Linked DNA regions of Homo sapiens: region 2 is linked to region 1. Evidence: chromatin loops called from intact Hi-C (ENCODE). Cell type or tissue: GM12878. All regions are shown on one strand.

Region 1 (8,000 bases):
AAGGAATCCAGGAGTAGCCAACCCAGAGATTCATTCCTTATCTATAAGGAACATCTGAACCCCTGGCCCACCCCACAGAATGCAAGCCATACAGGGAATCAAAGCCCTTTGTGTTGGGTTAAATGAAGATTGCCAGGTGGAGGTCACTAGGGGGAGAATGCTAAGTGAAAAAGCTATCGATATTCCATGCTTTTAACAAAGGGTAGTGGTTCTCCTGTCCAGCCTGCCACCACTGGAACACCCTGTATATAAGTCCCCTCAATCAACTCTATGACTCGTTCGCTGGCTCTGGGTCTCTTCTTCGGTCTCTTGAACATGGTGTCATCCCTAGTGAAGTCGATAGGGGGCCAGCAGGACACACTCAGCTCACTGGAAAGGGCTGACAAAGACCCATTTATTTTTTCCTTTGAAGATATTGAGAAACTGTTATTTATTTAACAAGCATTTACAGTGTTAGATATATGTTTTAATTTAAATACTAATTTATTTGATCCTCATCATAACCCAAAGAGATACACACCATTTTTATCCTCATTTCACAGATGATGAAACTGAAGCACAGAAAGGTTAACTAACTAGCCCAAAGTCGAAGAGCTAATAAACACGGAAGCTGAGGCAGTCTGAGTCCAGAGTTCGGGCTCTTAACCACTGCACTCTATAAAAGGCACAGAGCTAAGCACTGGGAATCTACCAGGGAGCAAGACAGACCCCATCTCTGTCCTCTCTGGATCTTACCTGCTAGCCAGGAAGGACTGGTAAAGAGCAGACCATATTAACAATGTAATTACAATTGCCAAAATGCCACAGTGGAAAAGTGATGGGGCAGCTGCACAAACACAAGGGTGAAGGACAAGAGAAACATTCCCTGAGCCCTCGACGATTCCTCCTACAACACTGGAAAATAACGAATAATATTCCATTGTAGAAAGGAGGCTCTTCTGGCTTAGCAAGAAGAGGTGAAAGACAGAGGCAGAATTCATCCTTAGTCTGTGCAGTCTTGACACCAGTCTGGCTGTTAGAAAAAACTTTCTCCTAGATCGCTTCCACCTGTCATCATTGTCATCTTTTTGCATTATATGTTATATATAATATATTGATATATTAATGTATATTATATTAATATATTACATTAATCTGTATGTTACATTATGAAAGGTTTAGGTATTTGTATTTATGTGGGTGTCTCACCAAATGCAGGAACCTGGTCTTATCACTTTGACAATAACCACCTAATACCAAGTACTCACCCACAATAAGACTGTAATACACATGTGGGTTATTGGTGTTCAGCTAAAATTGATTCCTATCATGGTTGATCTGAAGGCCATATTACATTGTTAATATGGTCTGCTCTTTACCAGTCCTTCCTGGCTAGCAGGTAAGATCCAGAGAGGACAGAGATGGGGTCTGTCTTGCTCCCTGGTAGATTCCCAGTGCTTAGCTCTGTGCCTTTTATAGAGCGCAGTGGTTAAGAGCCTGAACTCTGGACTCAGACTGCCTCAGCTTCCGTGTTTATTAGCTCTTCAACCCTGGGCTAGTTAGTTGATCTGCCCTACCTTGGTAGCTGAGGAGTTAAAAGAGTGAGTAGACAGGAGGCAGAAGAATAAACATACATCTCATGACTTCATTCCAAGAGCCTGTTAGGTGTTTTCACAAGTTACTTTATTTAAGTGGCTAGGAGAGATCAGATGTTTCAGATAAGGTGGATCTGAGAAGCTACTGGGGCTGATCTGAAAGAAAAAAAATTTTTTTTCATTTTAAAAGTACAATAAGGAAAATGGAATGCAACCAAAACATCCAGTTTCAAAAGAACAGAAATTTAGCATAAAAAATTATGTTTGCAAGGAGTTTGTAACAAATGGAGAAAAATTTATATTCTAATAATCTTCACATATTCAGAGAAAGAGCAAAGAATGACAGAAGTATACATTCTAAAAACAAGTAATAGTACTAATGGATCCCATTGAGAAGTAAAAAGAAGAAGATTAAGAGGAAATTTTAACACTCATTGTATACCACTCAATTGTTTCCTATACATAATTTAAAAATTAAAACAAAATTACATTTAGAGTCATTATGTATAAAAATGGTGAAAATGCTTAAGCTATAAAGTTACTGTGACAGGACAAACTTTTTAATACAAAATAATTTTAACTACATATTCCTCTCCCAATAAAAGAAACTAGAAAACTTAAACGTAAGACCTAAAATCATAAAAATCTTAGAAGAAAGCCTAAGCAATACCATTCAGGACATAGGCATGGCCAAAGACTTCATGACTAAAACACCAAAAGCAATGGCAACAAAAGCCAAAATCGACAAATGGGATCTAATTAAACTGAAGAGCTTCTGCACTGCAAAATAAACTATCATCAGAGTAAACAGGCAACCTACAGAATGGGAGAAAATTTTTGCAATCTATCCAGCTGACAAAGGGCTAATATCCAGAATCTACAAAAAACTTACACAAATTTACAAGAAAAAAACAACCCCATCAAAAAGTGGGCAAAGGATATGAACAGACACTTCTCAAAAGAAGACATTTATGTGGCCAACAAACATGAAAAAGAGCTCATCATCACTAGTCATTAGAGAAATGCAAATCAAAACCACAATGAGATACCATCTCACACCAGTTAGAATGGTGATCATTAAAAAGTCAGGAAACGACAGATGCTGGAGAGGATGTGGACGAATAGGAATGCTTTTACGCTGTTGGTGGGAATGTAAATTAGTTCAGCCATTGTGGAAGACAGTGTGGCAATTCCTCAAGGATCTAGAACTAGAAATACCATTTGACCCAGCAATCCCATTACTGGGTATATACCCAAAGGATTATAAATCATTCTACTGTCAAGACACATGCACACGTATGTTTACTGCGGCACTGTTCACAATAGCAAAGACTTGGAACCAACCCAAATGCCCATCAATGATAGACTGGATAAAGAAAATGTGGCACATATACACCATGGAATACTATGCAGCCATAAAAAAGGATAAGTTCATGTCCTTTGTAGGGACATGGATGAAGCTGGAAACCATTATTGTCAGCAAACTAACACAGGAACAGAAAACCAAACACCACATGTTCTCACTCGTAAGTGGCAGCTGAACAATGAGAACACATGGACACAGGGAGGGAAACACACACTGGGCCTGTTGGGGGGTGAGGGGCTAGGGGAGGCGATAGCATTAGGAGAAATACCTAATGAGTTGATGGGTGCAGCAAACCACCATGGCACGTGTATACCTATGTAACAAACCTACACGTTCTGCACATGTATCCCAGAGCTTAAAGTATAATTTTTAAAAAAAAGAGAAGCTAGAAAACTTGAACACTATTAACCATAGTTCCATAGTTAACCCTAAGGAGTCAGTTTCTACTTTCTTACTGTGTCTACTTTCCTATTGTTTAAAGTATTTACAATAAGCATTTATCACTTTCATTATTGAAAAAAAAACAAAGATTAGAAAAGAACAAATAGCACAGAAAATATACTAATATGATAAGTGGCAGGATTACAGTTGTTTTGCTGACTCCTAAATATAAAGTCAAATATAAAGAAGCCAAGACTGTCACTTGGAAATGATTAAGTTCAAAGTAAAAACTAAGACTGCTTTTAATGAAAAACAGCCAAACATGGGCGCAAAGCCCTATATGAACAAAGGAAGAAGCACTCCTTAGTTTTAAGTATTTTTAACCTAATCCTCTTTCCTTCCTCATATTCTTCTTTTGCAGATGTGGTAACCCTGTTTTCTTTCAAACAGTCATTTGGAAAGAGAAGCTGACAATGGCAGTTTGCTGGAGCCAGGTCACAGACTCCATCCTCAGCGTGACTGTCAACTGCCTGCAGACAATGAGGCTCTTCCCTCACCTCTTTGGCACTCCTTGCTTCTAGGCTTCCCAGTTCTTTTGGGACTTTCGTTTTTCCCCTCAGAAAATGTTACCTGCCTCCCCAAAGTATGAATACAAAGTACATCTCACAAAACAGTGAAAAGAAGAAAATTGCTGTTTTAAGTTAGCCCGATGTCAAAGTGTCACTTGGTAGCAAAATATGGATCTTCTTTGCAAACTCTGCGGGGAAGGTCTGTTGACATTATACACACTATCATCATATATTCTCTCCTTTGAGGTATAGACGTACTTTGTAAAGCAGAAACAAAAGAAAAGCAGGGAGCCCCAGTTCCTCTCTGATAGTAAGCCCAGTAGAGCCTCTCTCTCTCTCTCGCTTTTTAAAACTAAAAGCTCTGGCCACAAAAAGAGCTGAGTGCCTGGGACAGAGATGAGCAACAAAGGGAAGTATGGGTTGTGACCTGAGTGAGAAAAGTCATATCCTGTAAACTTAGCAGAAGCATGTGCTCGATACTCAACAGCTACCAAAATAATACAAAGAGCAACAACTGAGGACTGAAATGTTAACAAGGTGAATTCTGGAGGAGTCAAATGTAAAGAAATGATCTACAAGGAGATGAGTTTCCAGTTTTGTTTTGTTTGGTTTTGTTTTTTCTTTTATTCTGGCAGCTATGTCCTGGAGCAGGACCCAGTCACAGAGCCCCACTATACAGCAGAGCAGCAGGACAGCAGCCTGAGCCACTCATACTCCAGGAAACCCAGTCTTTATGACCACAGGAACCTGGAAAAGGAGCCCTCACAGGCCAAAGAGGATGGGGGAATCACGGAGAGAAAGAAAATGGAGAAGCGAATCCCCTAATTCTGAACATGAATCAGCACAATTCCTGGCTTCACCCTAAGCTGTGCATGCATGACACAGATCTAGAACAGTATAGCAACAGCTATAAGAACTGAACTAAGTCTAGAAACCACTGCCCCTGAGAGGCACACACGGGACAGACCCAGAGTTGCATCACAAAGGCTTTGAAACCTGAACTGAGATTAGTACCACTTGCCACAAGAAGGTGAGACAGAAATATAACCTGAATCTAGCTGGGTTTATTGCCTGCTAAAAGAAATTTTAAAAGATCAACATTATTTAGAAGATTAGAACAGGACCCAGAATCTATACCACATAACATACACAATGTCCAGGATACAATCCAACATCATTCCACATACGAAGAACTAGGAAAATATGATCAGTTCTTAGGGAAAAAAGCAATCAGATTCCAACTCTGAGAAACCCAAAGGACAAATATTATAAATATCCTCCATGGTGATATGGAATGAATGGAAAGACAGAAGTTCTCAACAGAAAAATTAAAACTAGAAAAACAAGTGCATATTGTGGAAATAAAAATATAATATCTGAAATAAATTCATGGGATAGCTCAAGTCAAAATATATATATAACCGAAGAAAGAGTAAGTGAACTTGAAGAGTCAGTGAAATGATCCAATATGAGGAACAAAGAAAAAAAAATTTGTTGAGACAAATGAGCTGAGCCTCAAAGACCTGCAGGAAAATATCACAAAGTTCTAGCATTCATGTCACTGGTTTTCCAGAAAAAAAAAAAAAAAAATTGGTGGAGAAACTATTTGAAGAAATAATAGCCCAAAACTTCCCACTCATTAAAAGACACAAATTTACAAATGCAAGAAGTTCACAAACCCCAAACAGAATAAGCTCAAAAATAGTCACACTTAGTCAACTGCTTAAAAGCAAAAATAAAGTATTCACAATGGCTAAAGTTACACATTATTACAGAGGAAGAATGGTTTGAATTACTGAAAACTTCACATCATAAACCAAGCAGGCAAGAAATCAATAGAAAAACATCTTTAAAATGCTGAAGGAAAAAAATCCACCAACCTAAAATTCCATATCCATCAATAACATCCTTCAGGAAAGAAAGCTAAATAATGGTATTTTTAGATGGAGGAAAATTAAAAGTATTCATTTTCAGCAGACTTGCTCTACAAAAAGCTAAGGAGCGTGCTTCAGGCTTAAGGGAAATAACCTCAGAAAGAAATTGGAATCTTCACAAAAAACAGAAATAATAAATATCTCGGTAAATATAGAAGACTACTTTCCCTTAAGTTCTTTAAAATTTATATGATTGCTGAAAGCAAAATGTGTAACACTGGTGGGGTTTCAATGTATGTAGATGTAATATACATCATGATTATAACCTACAGGTAAGTGGGGAAGGATAAAGGAAACTCTATCATAAAGAGTCTACATTTTACTTAAAGAATATAACATTAACTCTTGAGTAGAGTGTGAAAGTTTTGGTGTATTATATTATAACTCCCAGAGCATTCACCAAAAAAAAATTTTTTTAAAGATAGCAAAATAGCTAATATGGAATATTAAGAGGGAATGCTAAAAAGATTCAAATAACCCAAAAGACAGAAAAAGGGGGAAGAAACAAATAACTGAGGGAATACACGGAAAACAAATAACAAAATGGTGTGTCTAAATCCAATCATGTCACTAACTATATTAAACAAAAATGATCTAAACACACCCATGAAAAAAGATTTTTCAAAATTACAAGAACCAACTATATGCTGCCTACAAGAAACCCATTTTAAATACAAGTCCTACACAGATTAAAAGTAAAGGATGAAGAAACTACGTCATATAATAATCAAAATAAATCTATTAATACATTAATATATAGATTGGCTATATTAATTTCATCCAAAATCCTATTCTTGTTTTTCCCAATTTTTCATTCCTCTATGCTAACATATTTATACATAGTGGCTATTCCTTCTTTACTCAGAAAAACATTACCAGAGTATTAAGCTGTGTTCATCAACAATTTATAAAATATATCAACATATCCCTTCACTTTATGAACTTACCATCTAAGACAATATAATGCAACAGTTATTTTAAAAACAAAAGCAAAATATAGCAAATAGATCTAAAACACTGCATGTTTGACAAAGGTGCTAAATTCCTATATACACAGGATTGTATAAGCTTTAGGAATGGCATGGCATCCTCACTAACAGTTACAACTGGGCCAGGGCAGTGGTTAATGCCTGTAATCCCAGTACTTTGGGAGGCCAAGGTGGGAAGATCACTTGAGGCCAGGAGTTCAAGACCAACCTGGGCAACATGGCAACACCCTGTCTCTACAAAAAAAAATTTAAAAATTAACTGGATGTCATGGCACACACGTCGCCCAGCTACCTGGAGGCTGAGGCAGGAGGACTGGTTGAACCCAGGAGTTTAAGGCAGGATGATTGGCTGAGCTATGATTGTGCTCCAGCCTAGGTGACAGAATGAGATCCTGTCTCTTAATAAAAATTAAAATTAAAAAATCAAAAGTAATAGCTTATGTGGTTTAGAGAATACTAAGGAAAACACATAAAAGTAGCTTAAGAAAAAAATATATTTTCAGAAGCAACTAAATGTAGATTTTGGGTAAGCAAGCCTAAAGTAAGCATAAGGTTATACAGTATACAGATAAGCCTCTTATAATTGTATGAGACTTATAAAGATTAGCAATAGCATTAAATGGATCACTGAGTCTTACACCTTGATGAAAATAATGTTTTGGGGGTTATACCTGACAGATGTCCTTCCAATTAATATTTTGACCCAAATATTCTCTCTATGAAATTGCAGCCTTGGAGGCACTCCACCTCTCTGCCAGTCATTTCTTTAAAATAGTAGAGGAGAGAGACAAGGAGATTAAGCAAGGGAAGGAAAATTCTACAATGGAAATTCATCAGTTGTCTAAGACCCATGGATCAGAGTCTTCAATGAAAACTGCAGTTATAGTTAAAACTATAGGAATAGATAAATAAGGAGAAAGAATAAAATGAAGACATAGAAAAGAACTGCACCCTGCAGTACAAGTGGATCATCAATACCCTTCCTCACCTTGTGTGTTTTAACATACATTTTGTGATGTGATTTAAAAACAAAAACAAAATCATTCTGCTGCAGGTAAGAGGAATATTATTTCTATTTTATAAATGAGGCAACAGACAGACAAAAAGTGCTTTATCAATATAGCACCCCTCACCTTTATGATGCAGTTCATTCCTGGAAGTCACACTGAAAAAAAAATCATTAAGTG
Region 2 (8,000 bases), 220 kb before region 1:
AACATATTTATTTATTTTACCACTTTAAGAATTCTAAATAATAGTAACCAATTCATATGTAACCAATATTTCCACAGATATTCCTTATACTTACATATATAGAAAACATAGTTTCTACATAAAATTTGCAATTCATATGCCCTTTCCACTGTAAAAACCTTAGGTAAATGTGTATTGGCAATAAAAACAATGACCCCTACTTAATTTTACTGGGATGTATAGTTTCCATTAGTAACTAAACTGCGTTTTACAAAATTTCCCAATAAATCAGGGTAAAAGTTACAACACACAAAACAAAACCTAATCAAATAATGATTTTCCTTTGTAAAATCATTCATTTCTTAAGTATAGAACAGTAAAGGTTTTCAGCATTTTATTAACAACTTTTTTTTTGTATAAAAGTTTACATACTAATTTAGAATCTCATTTTCACCAGCTTAACCTACAAAGAAACACTCTGCAGTTTCAATGTAGTTATTTACTATTGTACCCAAGCACCATCTAGCATAACACTGAAGAGCTAATGAGATTGGGGACTTCCTAAATTTTGGATTTTGTATTCTTAAAGATGAAAGAAAACTTTTACCTCCAGAAGAGCATCAGCTGAATCATGAAGACAAAGGACCAGCGTTCCTACTCGGGCCATATTGTTGACATATGAAAAGGTAATCAAGAAAATAGATACAAGGTGGTGCAGGAACATAATGCCAAAGTCCTTGAGGAAAGAAGAAACATCCATATTAGAGTTTAGCAACATCACATTTCCATTTAGCCATTCAGCCACTGAACCAGTATTTACTGAGAACCTCCACAAACCTAGCACTGAGGATGAATAAGGTATGAATAACGTATAATTCTTATCCTCCAGGAGTCCATCACGTGTTGGGAGAGACACATAGGAGATCAGTGGAAGCCCAAGATCAAGGCTCTGGCAGATTTGGTATCTGGAGAGGGCCCACTTCCTTGTTCATAGATGGTGACTTCTAGCTGTGTCATCATATGGCAAAAAGGGCAAAGCACTTCTTTAGGGTCACAGGAGATAGGAGGACATCAGTGACTACCAAGAATGCGATCAATGCCAGGACAAAGACCATATCACAAAGAGTGCTTTGTACCAAGCCAAATAATTTGAAGCTAAGGGAGAAATCACTACATAATTTCAAGAAAAGAAGGGCACTACTTGCATTTGAACTTTAGGAAGATCTTTGGGGCAACTGTACAGGTTTAACTGGACCACTTCTCTGACTACTAATGATTGGGGCTTCGGCAGGTATTGGCTGTGTCTTTGACCAGAGTGTGGCATCTATGAAGGGACAGTAGGTTAAGGTCAGAGGAAAAGGGCATCGTATGGCTCCCAGCCTGGGCAGTCCACTGCCTACAGAAGGGTTGATAAGCCACATAGCAAGGTTTAAGGTGGTGCTATGGTCTAAATATTTGTGTGCCCACCAAATTCATGTTAAAATCTTAATGCTCAAGGCGATAATATTAGGAGGTGGGGTATTTGGGAGGTAATTAGGGCATGAGGCCAGAACCCTCATGAATAGGGTTAGTGCCCTTGTAAAAGGGACCCCAGAGAACTGCTTTGCCCCTTCCACCATACGAAGACACAGCTAGAAGCACCATCTATGAATCAGGAAATGGGCCCTCATCAGATACCAAATCTGCCAGAGCCTTGATCTTGGACTTCCCAGCCTCTGGAACTATAAGAAATCAATTTCTGTTGTTTACAGGACTCCAAATCTACAGTATTTTGCCACAGCAGCCCAAATGGATTAAGACGGGGGTGATTGTTTTCTGTTATCTCAGATTTCTTGGAATGTGCATCTCGGTGTTAGCATCCTTCTCCCAGAATACGCCTGTTGGGATACTCAAATAAGAATCCTACCATGTTGGCTCTTCTGATAGGACCTACACAAACAAGCTCTGAATTTTTAAAAATTGTTTTATGTTAGATTCAGGGGGGTACATATGCATGCTTGTTACTTAGGTATACTGCATACTGGTGGGGATTGAAGCCCTGAATTTTAATCATTATCTGTCCATAGACATTAGAAAAAAATATATTTTGCAGAAATAACAGTAAATTGACCATCCTTATTTTGGTCGGCTTCAAGGGAACCTCATCTTGGCCTCAGTGAAGATTGTTTTTTTCTGATATTATCTCCTGACCATCTGGACATGGTTTGTTGTGATATGGAATTTCTGTTGCTTAGAAATATAGTGTCTCTTTTACTCATACTTTTATCTAATCTATATATCTCTCTCAGAGTAAGTCTGAATTTCTTTGAGACTTAAATGCCAAGACTGACCCTAATGTTGCTCTATTTGAAGCCTCTGGAGGAAGAGGTCTATTCCCCATAGACTCTTCATCTAGGGTAGATTTATTTGAATCTCTCTCTCTCTAGGGGAGACAGCAAGAAAATGAAAAGCATATCCGAAAACTGACGTATGAGCACATCGTGATTATGAAAAAGCACAACATGTAGGTTAAATCTAGGGGAGTAAACCTAAATTTTTATCTTGAAAAGTCAATATTCATATGGTCATTTATTCATTAAAAATAGTGATTGAGCATTTACTATGCTCTAGACAGTTCTAGGCTTTGAGGATGAATAAGTAAGCAAACTAGACAACTACTTTTGCCCTTGTGGAACCTGTATAATCTAGTAGGGGAGAACAGACAAAAAATATAAGTAAATGATCTCTTATAGTAGAAGGTAAAAATGTGCTATGGGGGAAAAAGAAGCAATCATGAGAAGGGTGAGGAGTCCTGGTTGCTGGGGGAGATAGACTATAATAGTACACAGAGGGGCTAGACCAGGGCAGGCTTCTCTAAGAAGGTGACTTAAAGATGATGAGGAAGCTAGTCTTACAGAGAGATGGGGAGAAAATATTCAAGCCAGAGAAAACAACCAAGGCAAAGGCATTACCCGTCACACTCTTTCTATCCTGATGTGTTCAAGGAATAGTGAGGAGGTGAGTGTGGCTGGAGTCAAGTAAGAAGCAGAGACGTGTAGAAGCCAGAGCAGCAACATTACAGATTGTAAAAATTAGTAGCTTCTTCTTATCTATTACCACTATTTAAAAAGATATTTTAACTTTGTTGAATAAAAAGTAATCACGCTACTATTTAATCCCTGATATGTAACTGTTCTACGTAGCATTTGTATTCAGATATAAATTGGGAGGTTAAGGGTCAAGAATAAAATTATTTCTGGGGTTGTAAGGACTTAATTTTATCTATCATACTGGAAAAGGTACAAAGCACTTATAAGTACTCTCTAATACTACTTGTAGTCATGAAAATGAAACAGGGCTAGGTTTTTATTCTTACAGATGTCTTCATAAACTCCATCCTACAACATTCCCTTGGGACTATTCCTGTTTGTTCTGAGAATCAGTGTGGGTGACAGTGCTAAGGTTGGTGGATGTTCAGCCAAGCTGAACATCTGGTTTACAAAGGCAACAGAAACCAGATTAGGTAGACTTCTCAGTTCCTTGTGAATTCGACTTAATCTTCTACCCAAGGGGAAGGAGGAGGCCCCTAGTGGTGTCTCTTTTTCTGAACTGCCTTGTACTTTTCCTCTGTAACCCTTTAGCTCTCATGGCTCCTGCCCTGGTTCCTGATTCACTGGGTGACAGCCACTTTCTTCTGGACCCCCACTTACCTATCCTGGACCCTCACTTACCTATCCACCTTTCCACAACTCAGAGAGGCCTCTGTCTCTAATTTCTATTCTCCAATTCAGTTATTATTTTTTTGTTTGGTTTGTCTGTGGTTAAGGCAATTTCTATTTTAAACATAAGTGCAAGAATGTTAAAACCAGGGTCTTATCGACAGGACCAGACTACTGAAAAATATAGGTGTCTTGAACAATTATGGAACATCTATTTCATAACAGCCAATTTGTAATCCAACTCTTATTAATTTTGTCATTTTTGGTAGGGGTAATTTCCTAACTATACTTTTTTTTTTTTTTTTTTGAGACAGTCTCGCTCTGTCACTCAGGCTGGAGTACAATGGTGGGATCTCAGCTCACTGCAACCTCCGTCTCCTGGGTTCAAGCCATTCTTGTGCCTCAGCCACCCAAGTAGCTGGGATTACAGGTGTGAGCCACCACGCCCAGCTAATTTTTGTATTTTCGGTTGAGACGGGGTTTCACCATGTTGGCCAGACTGGTCTCGAACACCTGACCTCAAGTGATGCACCTGCCTCAGCTTCCCAAAGTGCTAGGATTACAGGCTTGAGCCACTGAGTCTGGCTATCTATACAATTAAGAGACTGGATCAGGTTATTTTTATCCTGTCAGTTCTATAATTCTAGGCTTCATAGCCACAGTGATTAAGTAATACTTTAAGTCTTTACTAATTTCATATTTGTGTATATGTGGCGGGGAGCGAGTGTGGGAGAGCCCACACATGCACCCTCTTTATTTAGCAGCTGAGTAGCTGGTGATGTCACTACAGGTTGGGGTTTCAAAAGTCAACTTCAACAACTTTAATTGCTTAAGTGATTCTGTCTACAGCTTAGTGAACATGTCCAGAGGTTATTTTCTACCCTGGAAAGTGCCTAACATTTATGGACAACCATACATATTGATTTACTGCTAGGATAAACAGTATATTAGTTTCCTAAATGAGGTCAGATAATTTAAGAAATGAAGTGCAACGATTTCTCTTATTTTCAATTAACCTAGTCTCCAAACAGCATGACACATTGATGGTAGATTCCACTGTCAGGGGAAACATGCGTCTTCCAACAGTTAATTCTAACTGCCCATGGCAGAACTGAGCATTGAGAATGCAGTGGCCTAAGAACCTACCACTATATTCCTTCCTCTAGACTCACATTTACATCTAGTTCTCAGCTCACTGGCAGAAGAGAAATGATGACCATACTCTGAGTTTAATAAGTGATTATGTACAGGTGCAACTTACCAGTTTTACCTACTTCTGAAATTCTGATGTCTTTGCAGTTAGTACCTAAGGTTTTCTTAAGTCATTAAAGTTAGACAATACCAAAATGCCTTAGACATACAATAAAAATTGCACTGATAACATTTTCCACTGAAAGATAAAATCTGTTCTCTCCAAGCTGTTATTAGATTCCATCATGTGGAGTATAGTGTTCTACCAGATAATAACTACTTCAAAACAATGGATCCATTAACGTAGAGCTTACCTTTCAACTAATATTTTAAACTGTTTCCTAACCATAATCAAATGAAAACACACACTGCTTAATTCAGAAATTCACTGAGTTTATATTTGCTATGCTTAATACACAGATTTCAAAGTTTAACCAGCTGAATACCTAAAAAGAACAATATTTTCCACATTTTCTATTGTTCAGCTCTGAATGATTGCTCTTGGCTCACTGAAAGAGAACAAGGGTTTTTCTCTATTTAATTTTAAAATGAATAAATATAAATTGATTAAAACACTTATGGAGGATTAGTACCATTTTATAATTAAGTTTCCTGAGATGTATCTGATATAACATCAGTAAACAACCCAATGGCCTTGCCAATACAGCACGGCTCCTTTAAAAACAAGAGCCTTGTTTTTTAGACAAAATTTGCTTTGTAAAGATGTTTTTTGCATATAAATCACCTGGTCCTACAAAACATTTGTTTTATTACTGAAGGACTCACAGTTATGCCCGTGGCAGAAGACCAATTTTCATTATAGTCCTATCTGTATGAATATGAAAAAAGAATGAATAATGGATGTCACCTTTTACATTTCTGCTTCAGAACGCATTATACATAATAAAATACCTTTAATAAAGGCCATGTAATAATTATTTTATGTGTTACTAACATCCTCCTTACCCAACACATTTCTTTGAGTAGGCACTGAATCTGGTCCAAATAACCATTTTTAAACAAATTGCCAATTTGGATTTTATCAATGCAGGGTGGAAAACTTCCATCCTTATATTTGCAACTGCTGAAAGTGATTAGTGCACACATAGACACAGTCATGGCTGAAAGAACATTAGCATTTTAGGTTGAAATGTTTTCCTGCATTTTCTATAACTGCAATTAAAGAGAGAGACTGTGATTTCTTATTGGTCTTCAGACTGAAGACTGATGCCAAAGCCTTTATTCATAACAGACTGGCGTGGACACGTGCTTTACTTGTGTCCTCAACCTCCTGCTATTCTACCATATTGTTTCTGGACATACTCACAGCCATTATCAAGGGCTCCTTCTATGTTCCCTGCTTGATATTTACCCTAATGTTGACCTTTATTTCAGTAGCTTTGCCTATGTTAATTATCAGAGACAAGGGGGAAAAATCAAACATGGTCTTCACTCAAACTTCATTAGAAGTCTCAAATAAAAGAATTCAAGGAAGAGCCATCTATTTTAGTATTAAAAGCTGGTAAGTTAACGCTGTTTTTTCCTTATTACATTTTCAAATAGCATTTAGGGAACCTAGAAAAGTTTCTTAGTCTGTTCTGTGTAGCTTTCACATCAGAAATTCCTGGGTACAGGTAAAATTCCAGCTACCTGGGCTCCATCCCCAACTGTTAGAATGAAAATCAGCATCGTTAATTCGGTTCTCTAGGGGAATTTTATGTACAATAAAATATTAGCACCAAACATCCAGAGGGATCTACCTCTCATTGAGACACAGATCTGAACGTCTATATAATGGAACTCCCTTCACAATGATCAAGCTGTAGAGAATCTCTGAAATAATATTGTTTTCAGGAGGCACTACAAATTCATCTTGATGTACATGCCTTTACAAAAACAAAATTCACCCATTTTTCATTAAAAATAATACATACACATACATAAACAGGAACTGTTCCCCAAATTCTCATTGGCTGGATAATACATTAATTTTATGCAGTGTCTTCTGGGAATAATTTTTGCAACTGATTAAGAAAAACATTAGTGAACCTCTTTATAAAGGGAATTTAGAAGAGCAAGATTTTAATTAAAGCCTGATTTAGATGTGCACAGACATGAGGAATATGAAATACTTCTGAAGTGCAAGAAAAAAGGCTCTTCTCCCTTCGATGCAAATGACGCATATTAGCTTTCCTGAATTTAATAAAATTAATAAGTCTGTAATCTAACTAATATGAATAGAAGTCAGGTAATAGCACCAGGTTTATTCAATGAACTGATTTTCAGACTGTCTAGGAAACAGAAGAAGAGCAGCATAGCTTAAAGCTGATTTCATTTTATGGCAACTGCAGTAATAATAGAAACCCCTCATTAAAAAACAAACAAACAAAAAACAGTACTCTTATTTGAAATTTCAAGGCACATACAAATGTATATGACTTCTTACAGAGTAACATGCTTTTCTTTTTAGGGATCAATAACAAACAGTTTTCCTTTCTCTCTTGTGATTTTTCTGCCTTGGCATAAAACTCAGAATGCTGGCGGTAGAAGTGGACTTTAAGCATGTAACTTGGCAACATGCAAAAGAGAGTAGCTACTCAGTCTCCATCTCCATTTTAGAATGAATAAACAGATGGAGATGGTGAGGATTTCAGACAAAATTTACATACACCAAGAATAATCATAAGCAGCTTTTCCATTAAGGGAATATAAAAATATAATAGCTTCTCAGCCTTTGGAGATGGGTAAAGTCCTGATGATCAGGATGAATATATATAAAACCTCTTAAACAAAGAAAACCAAAACCCCCAAATGGTATACTAACAATCTTAATATTAAAACTAATGTGTGCAAATAAATCACAAAATACGTCCTTAAGGCAAAAATGAAATGTAGTACCAGAAATTCACATCAGAATAATTTGCTGCTTTGTCCTGTCTTATGGTGGTTTCTAGAATAAATAGCAGTACAACTTCTAAAGCTTTAATAATTTGGTTAAAAAACAAAACAAAGAAATAAAGGACTAAAAAATTGTGTAGGGTCTTAAGACAATGGCTAAATAATAAAAGTATATTTGGGGTGATTTACAGAAATCAGTTGATTCTGGGTCTCTCCCCAGTAGGCAATTTGAGG

The links. A loop is a pair of places that touch in the nucleus more often than their neighbours do. Peaks named below come from ENCODE experiments on the same cell type or tissue, not always from the same donor. Only the 100,000 strongest peaks of a DNase experiment are listed, where the experiment ranks them.
Region 2: a loop joins it to region 1, with 3 times the contacts of the local background. A loop is called at or near these places in 3 of 110 quality-filtered maps.

Annotation. Positions count from the first base shown.
Region 1 is chr2:168,486,952-168,494,951 of GRCh38, reverse strand. All of the region lies in intron 1 of CERS6 (ceramide synthase 6), which reads right to left. Among named protein-coding and RNA genes, the nearest start is that of CERS6, 35 kb to the right of the region's middle. RefSeq lists an enhancer at 4,377-4,766. In GM12878, no CTCF peak of the experiment used is centred here; DNase peaks (open chromatin) are centred at 3,797, 4,301 and 4,751; H3K4me3 peaks cover 2,252 bases; H3K27ac peaks cover 4,098 bases.
Region 2 is chr2:168,707,716-168,715,715 of GRCh38, reverse strand. It overlaps CERS6 (ceramide synthase 6), which reads right to left. Exons shown (of 10, transcript NM_203463.3): 7 at 587-715. Among named protein-coding and RNA genes, the nearest start is that of CERS6-AS1, 75 kb to the left of the region's middle. In GM12878, a CTCF peak has its summit at 3,522; DNase peaks (open chromatin) are centred at 3,455 and 3,757; H3K27ac peaks cover 1,106 bases.